Regions from separate parts of the Mus musculus genome. Here region 2 is linked to region 1. Evidence: chromatin loops called from intact Hi-C (ENCODE). Cell type or tissue: heart. All regions are shown on one strand.

The links. Hi-C counts contacts between places; a loop is a spot of excess contacts. Peaks named below come from ENCODE experiments on the same cell type or tissue, not always from the same donor. Only the 100,000 strongest peaks of a DNase experiment are listed, where the experiment ranks them.
Region 2: a loop joins it to region 1, with 6 times the contacts of the local background. A loop is called at or near these places in 2 of 42 quality-filtered maps.

The regions. Positions count from the first base shown.
Region 1 is chr4:33,305,679-33,313,678 of GRCm38, forward strand. It overlaps Rngtt (RNA guanylyltransferase and 5'-phosphatase), which reads left to right and starts at 4,633. Exons shown (of 16, transcript NM_011884.3): 1 at 4,633-4,846. The coding sequence starts at 4,783. In heart, no CTCF peak of the experiment used is centred here; a DNase peak (open chromatin) is centred at 4,593; H3K4me3 peaks cover 1,642 bases; H3K27ac peaks cover 1,297 bases.
Region 2 is chr4:31,964,026-31,972,025 of GRCm38, forward strand. It overlaps Map3k7 (mitogen-activated protein kinase kinase kinase 7), which reads left to right and starts at 82. Exons shown (of 16, transcript NM_172688.3): 1 at 82-357. The coding sequence starts at 238. In heart, no CTCF peak of the experiment used is centred here; no DNase peak of the experiment used is centred here; H3K4me3 peaks cover 1,718 bases; H3K27ac peaks cover 821 bases.

The DNA.
Region 1 (8,000 bases):
AGAAATCCCTGAAACTAATGTCCCTATTTTGTCTCCTCCCTGTCCATGCTTTGCTTTCCTGGAACTTGCTCTGTAGTCTGATGGCTATGCAGGCCTAGACAGTACAGCTGAGCTGTCTGTGGTGGATAGGATGCAAGTGAGCAGGCTCTGTAGGAGTGGGCTCAGAAGAAATGGTCCTGCTACGTGTCTGCTGTGAGGTGGAGTGGGTACAGGGGGATTACCCTCTCTGCCTCGTCCCTCACCACTTGTAGTAGTTGGGAGAGCTGCCCCCATCCCTTGCCAGCTGACCCACTTGGGAGAGTGGGCTCTGAATCTTGCCTGTGCGATATAGTGTTGCTGGCCCTGATGGTGAAGGCATGGGTGAGTCAGCACCATTGTGTGAGAATAGGAGAACTGGTCCAACCCCTCATTAGGTGCAGCTCTTGGGAGAGTGGCAAGGACCAGCCTCAGCTTGGAGAGGGGTCCCTGAGGAAGAGGTGTTTGGGAGCAGTGGAAGAAAGGGCTGGAAGTCAGTGATGGGGTACAAGCTGCCAGCTCTGTGTTCTGCTGGAGACAGCTTTCTTTTTTCTTTTGTTTTTTTGAGAAATGAGTGTGGAAGAGCTAACCTTGCCTTCTGCTGATGGTGGCACGGGTGGCCTAGCTGAAACAGTGCTGGAGAGCTTGCCCTGGTGGTGTGGATAAGGGCTCTCTGGTGGGGTGATCAGCTCTGTTGCAGTTCCAGATCCAGGGCTTTGAGTTGGCCCACCCCCAAATCTACACCATCTGTGAATTGTTGGGGCACATGAAAGGTCCAGTCTTTTGGATCTAAAACTGCAGGATTTCCATGACATAGGACAACAATAGAATAGTCAGGAAGAGAAAGCAGTATTGTCAGTGTCACAGAAGCCAGAAACCTCAAACTAGACCAACGACTCACTGCAGTGAACATTTACAAGTGAAGATGTGTGGACAGAAGGATGTACTGTGGGACACACTGTGACACACTACAGCTTCCACGATGAGCTGTTTTCTATGCTTTGTGTTATTTATTTTGCTGTGTGTTTTCTCTTTTGGCTGGAGGTTCCAAGGGTGGAGGGTAGATTTGAGGGGACGGGGTCCATGATGTGAAATGATAAATCAGTAAAATGTTTTAAAAACCCCAAATTTATTTGGAGACAGAGTCTCACTATGGAGTCCTGGCTAGTCTGGAACGCTATATGTAGACCAGGCTGCCCCCAAACTTAAGAGCGCTGTTTGTCTCTGTTTCCTAAGTCTAGGATTGAAGATGTGAATCTTTACACAGATAATTTTTTTAAAAAAAAAAAAACAAAAAGATTTGTTTAAATATGTCTGTATGAGTGCCTGGATTTAGACATGTTAGTACCATGGCAGAAGTATGGAAGCCAGATGATAAGTTTTGGAGTTAGTTCTCCACTTCTGTCAGACTTGAGTGGCAAGTAGTTTTGCCAGAGGAACCATTGTTCCAGAGGAACTACAGCTCCTTGTGCAGTTCAAAGAGAGAATTTGTGCTTGTGAAGTCAGGCTGTTATATTATAGCCAACTTGCCACTGAGAGGTGCCTACTGGTCTTATAAACTTGATATCACCTAGAGTCACTTGAGAAGGGCCCTCAAGGGGAGACTGTTTAGATTCGGTTAGCCTAGAGGCAGGGCTGTGACGGTTTTTCTCAGTCTGGTTAACTGTGGTAGAAAGACCTACTCTGAATACAGGTGGCGCCATTTCATGGATGGTCCTCAACTGAATAAAAAGAACATAGTGAGCTGAACACAACCACGCAGGAACTGATTGAAGGAACTGACTGAAGGAAGCTTAGGGCAGAGAAAACAAACAAAGTAGGCAATCTGTAAGCAGTGGTAGATTCTGGGAAGAGGGGGCCGGAGATCAGCAAGACAGAGAAGGCCCGCGGCATTACGGTTAGGCTGCAGACGCTGGCAAGCAACTTCTCGGATCCTGGGATGTTGTGTGACAGACATTTGCTGGGGAGACACAACACATATATTTCCTACCCTCCAAAGGGAGCCCACGACAGAGTCATGGGTACACTTGTTTCCAACTTGGTGAACCAATGAGGTTTTAGTGAGGTCACTTACAGGAGTGTGAGTCAGCGGTTAGTGACGAGGAGCAGGGGTAACTCAAAACGCAAGGTTAGAAAGCCTAGTCCAATGTGGGTGACGATTCAGAAAATCTACAACCCCGGCGCTTTCTACCGAGCTCATACGCAACTCTATCATTGACTATCTTTTCTCATCCTATCTTCCCGCAGTGTGGGTAGCAGCCCTCAGGTGTCTTCCAATTTCCTGTTTTCAGATAACTGTTCACCTCCTGAGGCTCAAAGGTCTCACACTTTGTGTGAGTCTTTCAACTTGGAGGGAATGTTTCAATTCTGAAGAACCTGTCACATGACCGGGGCTTTACAGAGAGAATGAGATTGTCTGTAATGTCAGGGTAAGCAAGCATGGGTACGATTTCGATTTTGACCAATATTAGAAAAAAAAAAAGGCAATCAGAAGGAAAGAAAAGTTATGCTTTTTTAAAATTAAGAAACAGGCAGAAAGCAGAGAGAATTAGTGAAAATCTTTAAGTAACTCTATTACGGGGGGGGGGGGGGAGGACTTTGGGTATGTAAATACAGTATCTCATTAGGGGGAGAATAAGCAGAAATTATTCCTTCCAACTCCTCAGCAGGCCTGCCTAGGCAAACTAGCAGCTCTCCTGGTCAGATGATTGACACTCTAAAGGGTGGGATCAATAGTAAAAAAAAAAAAAAAAGCTGTAAATTTAGTCAGATTGTGCCTCCCTTCACCTAAGGCCAGAGGTAGGATTTAGATTTATTCTTTTGAGCCTTCGTTTGATTACTTTTGTTGTCACTGTAAATCAAACCCTGGTTGAAAGCTCCTTCGGGAGGAAAGGATTTCTTTGGCCTTTTGGTCCATCAAGAAAGGAAGCAAGGGCAGGAGCCTGAAGGCAGGAACTCTGGAGAAACTCAGGCTGACATCCCTGGCTTGCTCAGCTAGCTTCCCTATACAGCCTTGCCAGTTGATTTTGGTGTTCAACCTCCTGGTTGCAAGTCCCTAGAAAACCTCTATCTTCAAAAATTAAAAAATTTTTACATTACAATTCATAACAGTAGCAAAATTAAGTTATGAAGTGGCAACAAAAATAATTTTATGGCTGGGGCCCCATATCATGAGGAGCTGTATTAAAAGGGTCTCGGCATTAGGAAGGTTGAGAACCACTAACCCATCGGATCAGGAATGGCTTGGCTCTCTGCCATTGATTAGTGTCATAGTTTGGGGTTCCATTGCTGTGAAGTCACACCATGACCAGGACAACATTTAATTGTAGCTGACTTACAGGTTCAGATGTTCAGTCCATTATCATAAAGGCATGAAACATGGCAGTATCCAGGCAAACATGGTGCTGGAGAAAGCTGAGAGTTCTATGTCTTGATCCAACTGCGGCTAGGAGGAGACTGTCTCTGCCAGACTTGATCATGTGCGAGCGTGCGTGCGTGCGCGCACGCGTGCACACACACACACACACACACACACACGCACGCACACACACAGAGACCTCAAAGCCCACCCCACAGTGACACACTTCCTCTAACAAGGCTACACCTCCTCCAATAAGGCCATACTTAACAGTGCCCCTTCCCATGGGCAAAGCACAGTCAAACCACCACAATTAGCAATCAAGAAAATGCCCAATAGACAGGGCCACAGGTCAATTAGGTCCTCAATCGAGGTTTCCTCTTCTCAGGCATGTCAAGTTGATGACTGAAGGGATTATAAGGAAGAACCAGCTTGCTCCTAGTGGCCCACAACCAAGCTTATAGCTACAGCTTTTCATATGGTGTTTTAAATCTCAAGAATGGGCGAAGCCGGGTGTGGTGGCGCAAGCCTTTGATCCCAGCACTCGGGAGGCAGAGGCAGGTGGATTTCTGAGTTCGAGGCCAGCCTGGTCTACAAAGTGAGTTCCAGGACAGCCAGGACTATACAGAGAAACCTTGTCTCGAAAAACCAAAAAAAAAAAAAAAAAAAAAAAAAAAAAAAAGGTGAAAACCAGCAATAAACAAAACAAACAAACACCACATCAAAACCATCTGCTCCAGAAATGATAGTCTTAAGGCTTCTGGAACTAATTTTTGATGTTTTATGGGTCGTCGGAAGCACGTCCCCTACACTTCGCCAAAAAAAGAAAACTCATTTATAATAACCTAGACTCTGGTTTTCCGGACTTTTTGATGCAGGTAAAGGGAGGATTCTCAAATGACCCAGATCCAGCAGAGACATCAAATTTGAGCTATGATTAACGGAAAAGCACTTTTTCACCTGTGAAATACCCTTCTGAATGTAGCAGGTCAGTCCACAGGTGGAAAGAAGCTTGGATTCCTTCTACTTTGGGGGTTTCTCCGGTTTAGATGGAAAAAAAGAGACACCAGTCATTAGAGTACTCACAAAGGCAAAACAGGGGCGGGGCGTGGCAGAGGCCGGCGCCCTGAGATACAGGGGCGGGGCTGAAGGGGGCGGGCCAGGTGGAACCGCCTATCTAGTTCTCAGCAGCTTCCCCTCCCTCACTTGGGCGGGGCTTCCATTTCGCCTGACCTCGGAAGAAAGGGGGCGGGCCCTTTGGGGCGGAAGTCGCAGTGCATTGTGGGTTCGCCGGGAGCCGCGGAGTCGAACCTGAATGAAAGTGGCGCGCCGCTGAGGACCCGGGTAGAGCTGCTGCCGTTGGGGTCCGGGCTGGTTTGCTGTGGAGCTATCGGCGAGGCGGCACAGACATGGCTTACAACAAGATCCCGCCGCGGTGGCTGAACTGTCCGCGGCGCGGTCAGCCGGTGGCAGGTACCCGGGAGGGGGCTGCGGGAGGGTTCGAATCTCACTGCGCCGGCCGGGCCTGGGGGACCGCGCGCTTGGTGGTCGCCAGTCGGGACTCCCGCAAGGCGGAGGAGTGAGGACCGGAGGTGGACCAGACGCTTCTAGAGCTTAAAGTTTGTGAACCTCTTTGTGATATTTTGGAGACTGGGTCTCGCTGTCTTGGCGAGACTTGTTTTCGGAAAGAGAGTAGCTGGGTGTGAGCCTGGAAATTGAAGGAAAGCTTAAAGAGACGCGAGGCTGGATAGCGGGGGACTTTTGGTTTTGTTATTAAAAATTGACTTTTTGCGGAATGTTGCCATCTTGAGTTTGACGTATAGTGGACTCATCCCCGAACTTGCGAGCTGGGATTATAGGCTCGGGTCACTGCTTGGCTAAAAGAACAGTGACTTCAAAGTGTACAGTTTGATAGTTTTGGACCACACACATGTATTCCAGGGAATACACATGAAATAACGGAGGCACAGTTCTCTGAATCCGTGGAGACATCGCACATGGTAACTTTAAAGGACCAGGCTCCACAGTTACCAGCAACCGGGTTAGATAGCAATTAGGAACTTTGTCTGCTGGACCTAGAAGCCAAAAACATTTTTGTGATTAAAATTGAGGAAGGAATACAAGTTCTGTTTTCACAGGATTTACTCAGCTATAGAGTAATTATCGGGCAGGTGTTTGCAAAGATCTGCTAAGTCTCCTTATCGGAGTTATGAGACATAAGCGTTTCCTTTCTCTCTTTTTAGCTATCTGAACACCAGGCAAAATACAGTGAGCTGTGGCTCCCTATTGAGGAGCTAGCTGGTACCCACACTCTCTTAGAAGCCCACACCCTTGCTTTCTGGTTGTCTTTATTCTGAGTGACTCTCTTTTTCTTTTCTTTCTTTCTTTTTTCTTTTTTTTTTTTTTGTTTTGTTTTGTATTTTTTCGACACAGGGTTTCTCTGTATAGCCCTGGCTGTCCTGGAGCTCACTTTGTAGACCAGGCTGGCCTCGAACTCAGAAATCCGCCTGCCTCTGCCTACCGAGTGCTGGGATTAAAGGCGTGTACCACGCCCGGCTTTTTCTTAACTCTTGAGCTAAAACCTGTATATTAAAACTGTAACTTTTTGTTTTAAAGCTGTGCTGGGTAACACAAAGCAGGAAGTTTTAGGATGGAGCTTATGTGAAGATTTCAGCACATATAGGAAGAAACAGTTGTGTTATGCGTGGGTCAGGATGTGGTGGTTAACTGGGTATCTTTTCTGGCGTCATTTGGAATTAAATTTAGGGAGTCTCAGAATTTTTGCCACCTTCAAAATTTCTTGCTCCCCCCTCTCTTATTTATGTTGCTTTACATTATGTGGATGTAACACTTGTATGAACACTTGTACCCATGGCAGGAGATTCCAGTAAGCACCAATTATGTGGTGACAGATAAATGGGAGTGGTGGCATTCTAAGACTAACAAGGACCCACGGGCTCTGCTGCTACAGTTCGTCTCTAGACCTGGCCATGCTGACACCAAGTCATGGCCAAGTAACTTGCTTTAAACATGAGTTTTAGGAGCGTGGGAGTTGTCTCAGTGCTGCTGTTCCAGAGAACATGAAGAGTGGCGCACAACCACCTGCAGCTCCACTTCCAGGACATCTGATTGCCTCTTCTGGCTTCTTCTAGTACCTGCATACATGTGGATTATACTCATAATTATCACATGCACACACATACATAAACCTTCAAAAAGGGGAGTTTAAACATAAAACCCATACACGTTTAAATCTCATGCTCTTGGTATGTGTTCCATTCAGTTTACCTAAAACACTTCACCTTAATATACAATTTTTTTTCTTATGTAACCCACTGTGTGGCTGCCTAGAGACTGTTTGAGCATATGGACATAGGGAAAATATTATGACAGCTTCCACATAGTAGTCTTTCTATACATTGTTGTATGAAACTTCTGTAGTCCTGTTGATCTGCTTTCTGTCATTGATGGCGTACATCCTTTAATAAATGCAAACATCATGCACTCTCACGTTGTGTGTGTTTGTATGGCTGGCCTTGAACTATGGCCAATGTAGTTTGAGGATCAGCTTTAATTCCTGATCCTGCTTCTGCTTCCGAGATGTCGGGAACAAATATGCCTGCCCTTCCCTAGAGCCCCACTTTTTAAAGGGCGCTTGAGTTGGTCAAATAGCTCCTTCTATACTCGTCAACTCCACTCTAGCTTGTCTTTTCATTCTCCCAACAGTTTTGCATTTGCAGGGTGTGGTGGGACGGACCTTTAATGCCAGCATACGAGGCAGAGGCTGGTGAATCGAGGCCAGCCTGTCCTAGGTAGTGAGTTCCAGCCAGCTGGGGCTGCATAATGAGACCCTGCCTCAAATTTAGAAAAAGAAAAAGTGAAAGTTTTAAGCTTTAACTAACTTGCAACTTACTGTTTTTTTTTTAATGAAGAAAAAGGTTTTATGTGTATATATTAAACATATTTTACAATATTGCCTAGCAGTGTATGAAATTGTTAGAAGCAGAGATTCTGCGCTTGTTTACGTTGATTCTTCTATTTTGTATTTTGTAAGCATTCCTTAAGATTTCATATGAAATCCTCAGTCAATAAAGCTATATAAACAGTTAATAAAAGTGATTGAAAGATTTTAAGCAGAGATGGTGGCATATGTGTGTAATTCCCAGCATTTAGTATTGGTGTGAGTTGAAGGCCAGTCTGGGATACAGAGTAAGACTATTTCAAAGGGGAAAAGGATAATTTAAAGCTCAGTTTAGTAGCATATACCTATAATTCTAGCATTTAGGAGGCAGAGGTAGGACCATTCTGGGTTACATAGGGAGACCCTGTCTGAAAAATAAAAAAGTTTTAAAGAAACTCAATTCCTTGAGTAAAAGAGAAAGACAATTTAAGCAAGTTGTAGTACGAGCAAGTTTTTTTTTTTTTTTTAAAAAGGAAACTTTTTTTATTCTCAGCATATTTATATGTATTTTTGGTTATAATGATGTTTTTTGATAGCTGTATTATCTTCAGTCAAGTTGACCATTCTATTGTGAATCTTTTAAGAAATATTTATTTACTTAGTGATGTTGGGATTGAACTTGGAGCCTTACACATACTCGTCAATTATACTACTGATCTGTATTCC
Region 2 (8,000 bases), 1.3 Mb before region 1:
GCTCGGGTCCGGCAGGCGCGCCTCCTCCCTCCCAGTTCCGAGTTCAAACCGGAACTGGAAGTGTGGTGGGCGGGGCCCGGCGACGGAAAGCGCTGAGGAGCCGAAGCCGGGACTCGGCGGTGGCCCGGGTCGGTCCCGCGCCACGGAGCGCCGGGCGGCGGGGCTGCGGGGCTCCGGGCTGAAGGGCGCTGCGCGAGCCGGAGGGCGGGCGCGGCCCCCCGGGCGCCGCGGGGGATCATGTCGACAGCCTCCGCCGCCTCGTCCTCCTCCTCGTCTTCTGCCAGTGAGATGATCGAAGCGCCGTCGCAGGTCCTGAACTTCGAAGAGATCGACTACAAGGAGATCGAGGTGGAAGAGGTGAGCGAGGCCGAGACCTGCTGCCCCGCGCCGCCTGGGATCCCGGGCGGGAGGCGGCTTCCCCATGGGCTTCGGGGGTTGAGTCTGAATCTGTGATTCTCTACCTGATTCTTATGTGGTCGGCAGTTCAATTATCCGTAAATAGATTGAGCAAAGTTTGGTGGCCGCGGGATTTCAGCTCGCTGGTAGTGGTGTTAGAGTCCAGGATAGTGTGTGTGTGTGTGTCTGTCTGTCTGTCTGTATGTCTGTCTTGTCTGTCTGTGTGACTTCTAGCGCAGTGTGTGACACGAAAGGATGCTTGGGACAGGCTGGTAAAGAGAACGTCGAACGTCTCACGGTGCTTCCCCTGGTCCCGGATTCTTCTTTCTCTGATACCGTAGGTAGTTCTACCTTCTATTGGGCTCTGTAGATGAATTTCAATCTCTAGTAACGTTAAGTCTGTTATGAAAACATGTTTCAAGTAGCATAGTCTGAAGAGGCAAGTAGTGATTATGGTGACAGTCAGAATATTACGCTACACCAGAAATCGCTGTTAGAAAAACCGAATAAATTCAATGTTCAGGTGGAAGAGTGTCTTCACTTCATCGCCTATTTTCAGATTCACAGTGGGGCCAGTGACTTCTAAGAGTCTTAATATTTACTGAAGAGGAAAAAATCTGTACATATATTCAAAATGCCGTTTAGAACTCGTTGAAGCTTTGGTTAGAAACGCGTTCACGCAGTTTCTATGAGTTTAACCGTTTTTTAAGAGCACTGTGCATTTTCTGTGCCTTAATGTGTGGGTTTTTTATAGCTAGACTGAGTTGTCTTTTCTTCATTTTTAAAGTATTATAGTAAGGAGTTAAAAGATGCAAGCAAATTAACAATCAATAAATACATCTTTACCTTAGAGGACTACTAAGTCATATCTTTGTATCACAAAAACTAACCAGAGATGAGTGTGTTCATTGAGAGCATGATTATCTTAGAAAAAGTGTGCTGGATAGGGGAAGGTTTGAGACAGAGGAAGACGCTTCAGAGATAGACAGAGCACTGTGGGACTTGGTTTCCTACTGCTTTCTGTGTGTTCGTTTCCTTAACTGTAAGATGGGAGTGATTGCTACTTTATCAGTGTGACAAATCCAGTTAAGCAGTGTGTGCAGAAAATCCAATATAGTGCCTGACATATTGTTAGGAAGCAAAGTTCCAGACAGGAAGGGTGACCTGCTTTAAGGTCATATGCTAAAAGAAGGCCTGTTTTTGAAGAGGAAAACATTTTATATGTCCCCCCCACCCCCATTGAAGCTAAGATAAATTCCTTTTTTCAGAAGCGGGTAGTTGGTCCAGCTTTCATGGATAACATTCTTTTTTAAGACTAAAACTTCAGTGAGTCAGTATACAAGAATCGCAGCTTTTAAATAAGCATTTACGTGTACTCTCATGAATTGCTGTCCTTGTAGACTACAAATTGTTATATAATAATAACTTGTACTTCATGGTCTACCACATATTTCCACGAGCTTACTTTGTTTGATTTTTGCAGCCTTAGTTTTTTGCACACAACTTTTTAAAGCTTTCACATTCTTGCCTCATTGGGGCCTGCAAGTTGCTAAGGGAGACAATAATCAATTTGAAGCCCTCAATCCAAAGCTGGTACATTTTTGAAATTTGTTTCGTCTTAGAACCTAGTTTATTTTTATAGTCCCGATTTAATTCAGGCCTTTCTGATGTCAAAACCATTACATAATTTCCATTATAGTCTTCCTGTGAGCACATTAAAGAGATTGTGCAGTCAGAGGTGCATCATGGGCACTCAAACTATTTCAACTTACATTCCATCTCTAGTTTAAATCATAAATAGGAAAACAGAAAGATGACCCAACATGAAAACTATCTCACATGCCTTCAGTGTTTTATATGGACAAGTATATCATAGCCCTATCAATTAAGAAAAGAATGGCTTGGTGTATAACCCAGTATTGAAGTTCTTGCCCTCTGTGCTTGAGGCTCAGGCTCCAATCCTAGCACCACAGAAAGCGAAACAGTAAGTCGAGAGAACCACATTATTTATTTCTCAACCCATAATATAATGGACTCAGCACTACACAAAGATAATTAGAAGCTGTGGCAGGAAAACATCTAACTCCAGGCAGATGGGGAATCATTTCGTAGATACACATTTCTAAGACAGCAGATGTTTCCATCATTGCAGTATCAGAGTACTGTGGCTCTTCACTTTCATGTCAGATTATATTAGTTTTCTGCCTAAGAAATCTACATGAGTACTTAATTTTTATAAGTCATTCAGTTTTTAACCTTCTGTACGTCAGTGAAGAGAGTCAGGACATAGACTAGACACTTTCAGGATTGGATGGTTTGGTGGAAAATGTACTCAGATTTAGAAAATTAGATGCTGCATTGTGTCAGAATATATGGAGTCAGGTCATTCAATTTGGAGACCTGTGATATCTCTCTTAAATTGATAGATTAGACAAAATTATTAGAAATCTATTCCTGTTGTAAAAATAAAATACCTTGTTTCCAACATGGACTATCTTGTTCTCCACAATAAGTTTGGGCATTCTTAGACAGTCGTCATAATCTCCCAGGAAATGTAGTTGGGTAGACAGACAAATGATATCCCCATTTTATAGATACTGACAACTGGTCACGGAGTTTGGTTTGCCAAAAGCCTCTTGTCTCAGTCAGTGGTAGAGCTGGAATTTGAACTTCCTCTCTCATGAGTCTACGTCCTGTAGGTATATGTGCAGTGTCACTGCAGTAGTCTACAGTGGAACCTAATTCTAGGAAGGAGGACTCAGAATACTCCTTTCCTTCCTAGAGGTTGGGCCTGCACATTTCACATTTTCTTCTCTGTACAGTACAGCTCAATGCAAGAATCCTAAGATTAGTTACTTTCTCAAAGTCACAATGTTAAACTTGTAGGTCAAGCACATAAGCCATAATGGACACATCAGCTCCAGTAAGTAGAGAGAGGATTGAAGCTACTTACCAAATAAATTTATCTCATTGGCTCAAAATATCACTAGTGAATAATTGCCTTGCACGTGTTCTTCTGCCTTTGTGCTCTTCCTCCAAAATATCATGTGACTAGTTCCTTCTCACCATTCAAGTCCCTCCACAAATGTCCCTTCCTAAGAGAAGCTTTCCCCAAGGAACTTGGGACATAGTATTTCTATTGTCCTCATAGCTCCTAACTGAATTGTGTGCCCATCTCAGCCAGATGTAAAGTATCTTATTTACATTTCTAATCAAAGTGCATAGCACCTAAAAGTTCTCTAAATATTTGTTGAACTAGTAAATAAAATGATGACAGCATAATTATGAGAATTGGATGCACGTCTGATTTTCTAATATTTGGTAAGCCAAGGGTTATTTTACATAATTTGGCTAAGCCAGAATTTACACTGGAAATGAGATCTGATTCTTCCCAGTCTTGATTCCTTCTATTCCATTATATTTAATAAATATTTATGTTTAGCAGGAGTAAAAGATACTATAAAGAGCTAGGTGCTATGAGTAAGTCAGGCATTGGTGGAGTGTCACTTAAGTACATAGACTGTATTTATAGGGATTACTCTGTAAAAGTCCCAGAATGTCGACCACAACTAAGCATATTGGCATGTACAACTACTCTTTTTACATGTCTGCTTATGTTTTATTGAAGAGGCATGGAAAAGATTTTGTTTTTAAAACTAAAATATACTAGAATGGGACTAGGTAGAAAGAAATTTAACAGTGACTATAGACTATTAGGTAGCTTATACTAGAAGAGGGCCTGAAGTTATAGGGCCTGAATAAATGAGTCTATAGGATTGTTAGTTATGAATATCCAAGAGTAACCAGTAAGTTCTTCTATGTGAAATTGGTGGCCACTGATCTCAGTAGACATCTGGAATGGTTACAGTAAAGAGATGGCTACAGAGATTATTTGTGTGTCATGAGCATGTAGGGTAACACATAATCTGACATACATTTAAAGGAAAGGCTAGTTAAGTGAGTCAGGTGTGGTATTAGTTGTTTTTACAAATGATAAAATATGACCAAAAACAACTGAAGGAAGAGTTTATTGTGGCTTACAGTTCTAGAGAGTTAGATGTCGGTGGTGAAGATGTTTTGTGGGAGGCTTTAAAAGCCTGTAGTAAAGCGAAACCCGGAGCTTTGCTTGTGTGTTATCAAGTCTGTCTTGTCAGCACTTCTACTCTGACAGTTTATTAATAGATATTGAAGCTCTGAATAGTTGGAGACGCCACATCCTAGCTAATGACTTTAGGGTCTATGCTTTTCTGTCATGTTCCAGATTTCTATGATGGCAGCATAGCTGGGGGTCCATTTACATAGTGCCTAGAACAGAGCTACACTAAGTCGACAGCCATAGCCACTGAACTAAATAAAGTGAATTGGAGACAATTAACATGAATCATTTAATAGTAAATTAAGAACACACTCGGTACAGCTGTTTCCATATGTTAGTTGCTGTTTGTTTGGTTTTTTTTTTTTAATCTTATTCACATGAAGGAAAGGAGTAATATTTAGTCCTTAAGGAATTAGGCTGCCTGTGTGCATGTTAACCTCTGTGTAAGTGCACCTGTATACCTGTTTGTGGAATCCAGAAGTCAGATAACCCCCTGTGTTCTTCCTTGAGTGTCATCAGCTCTCTTGCTGGCTTGAAACATACACGTGGGCTAGCTAGCTTAGCTGACCAGGGATCTGCCCATCTCTGCCTCCCCAGTGCTGGAATTATAAATGTTGTTGAACTTGAGTCCTCTTGCTTGTGGAGCAAACACATTACCAGCTTGAACTAGAAATGAGGTAGCAAATAAAGTATAACTTATTTCATTATTTTGTAATTGTCTCTGCCAGTTTGTAAATTCTTACAGTTGTGGAAATTACCTCCATCAGGAAAGTGTTGTTTTACATTCTGAGCCTGAGAGACAGAGACAAGGTGAACCTTTTGTTATTACTTTTATACCATTTTATGAGTATGAGTGTTTTGCCTGCATATATGTCTGTGCACTGTGTAGGTGTCTGTTGAGGCCATCAGTTCCTGGGACAGGAGTTATTAGATGGTTGTGAGCCTCTCTGGAGGTGCAAGGAACAAAGCCTAAGCTCTTTGAAAAAGCAGCCAGTACTGATCACTGCTGAGCCGCCTCTCTGTCCCTAGAAATAGACTTTCTTAACCAATGAGTCCTATAATGGCAATAGTCTACGTGGTTTGGTCATCTCATCGGAGTGAAATGCAGCTCATTCTGGTGTGTGTATACTGTGGGATGTGTGGCCCATTAGAGAGCATGTGAAGATATGGTATGCTATACAGCGAAAGATACAGTAACACCTGAACTTAACTTCCAGCTCTTTACTAGCATCTGAGTATGGCTCAAGTTGTAATAAATTCTCTCCAAATAAAGTTTCTCCAGAATGTGGGGGTTGGATTAGTTAGAAAAATAACACAATTTGCAAATCTTAATAAGGTCAAAGGAAATGTGATCCTCTGAAAGTAAGGGGAATGGAGTCGGTGTTTAAATATTTATCTATTTATTTATTTGCCCACAAGTGCACACATTTTCACCACAACCACCTGACAACTTTCAGGAGTCAGTTCTTGCCTTCCATTTTATTTGCAACTGTCTCTATTTCTATCTCTGTTGCTATATTGCATACTTCCAGGCAGTTATCTTCTTTCTGTTTCCCATCTCTCTGGATGGGAAGTGCTAGATAGATATGCCACTGCATGTATAGACATGCCACTGCATCTTGCTTTTTGTAGGGGTTCCGGGATTGAACTTGGGCTGGCCAGAGAGATGGCTTATTGGGTAAAGCACCAGCCATGCAAGCTTCAAATTGGTATTTAACATTTATTAGTTGGTGAAGAAGACCAAGATGGAATTATTCTTAATTTGTCTTCTAATGATTAACACTGGTTTCTAATTCGTAGTTACTATAGCCAAACACTTCTTTTCATACCTTTCTGTTCCTCTGATTTCATTCCAGAAGTCCATGTAGTGATAGGTTATTTCTCCACTGAGGAAATGAGGCAACTCAAGCCAGATTAGATTATATATAGGCGGGTTTATTGGGAAGCTGCTCTCAGACAAGTTCACTGGCCCCAAGGAACTAGGCCAGGGAAGTCACCATGGGAAGAGAGAAGGATAGAGGGAAGAGCTCAAGGAGGCGGGCAGAGTATGCCAGATAGAGACTGAGAGTTGCTGGGAGAACCTGGAGGCCAGGTCTGCTTTGATATGTAAAATAAGTACCTCAGCCCCTTGCCGCTGGGTGGAAACCAAACCAGTGCCTTGATACATATTACTGTCACATGGAACAGAGGCATCCAAGGTTGCTTCTTCATGCCTGACAGAGTAGTGTCTCTGTCTGCTTGGTCATCAGTTATACCCAGCAAATGCCCAATCATCCTGCATGAGGCCTTTCTGTATCAAGTGGGCCTTTATCTCATGATGTTGGGCTCTAAGAGGAAGAAAATAGAAACTGCTAAAGCTTCTTGAGCCCTGATTTTGAGGTTCCTGGAAGTTCACTATACTACTGATAAAAGCAATTCTTGACCAACTTGACCCAAGGGGGAAAGCCATGAACTCCTCAGTAGAGTAAGCAGACAAGGATGGAAAAGATTGAGGGTAGCTGCCTTTGGAGACTCCCCTCACCCCTCCATGTGCAAGCCTCTATCATCCCAGTCACTCCTGTTTCTGAAAGGGTGAAAACCTTTTATAAATCCCTTCTCCAACAGTTAACCTGTTGAATATGATGCTTTGAAAATTAGATGGTTGTGAGCCATAGCTTATTTTCTATTTCTAAGGCTCCTCCGCTTTGGTACTGTCCGTTTAGATAAAGAACATTCAGTCCCTCAGAAACAGCAGCTGGATGTACTAGGTACTCAGATATTTCAGGGTTAAAGAAATGCAGTTGGCAATTCAGTTGTATCACTGAAGAAAGACCTTTCTCCATGCTTCCTGACTTGGCTTTCCCTTTGGCTGTCATCGATCGTCAGAAAGTCACTCAAGCACTTTGCGTTAAGGTCTGTGTTTGAACAGCTATGAATCCATTTCAGGTCTCAACCCTCCCCACAGTAGCCGCCTCCTACCTGTGGTCAGACTTTAATTTCACTTATCTTACTCCTTTTGCAAGATTTTTTCTGAATCATTGTCATGTTCAACTGGGTCCAAGGTAGCCTGGGGTAAAGCCTGGTGTGGATATTCTTTATCAGTGTTCTTATGCCTCTGTAGCTGCCCATGTTTATAGAGCACAGTCTGCCAGGCTGTCTGCCTCTGCTAATCAAAGGAAAGAGTGTGGGTGGGAGAAAGTTTGAACTGCTTTCTGCCATTGAATCTCCAAGCCTGTGGGGAAAGAGAGGCTGCTGAGGTCTTTAGTGTATTGTGAGTGCTTGCCTTTGGCATTCTAAGTGTTTTTAAAAAAAAGTGTTAAAAAAAAAAGAAATCTAAGTAGTCTTGTTGTATAGCCTTGGATTTCTTCCCTGTCTCATTTTCATCTCACAAAAAGTCAGTTCTTAATATATATTTTTTTTTGCTTTTTACTTCTAACAGCTAATATTTTACTCCTAATAATGCCATATGCAAAAAAAGAGAAGTCTTTATGATCTAAAGAAATATAATTCTTTAAGCACTGGCTCCATG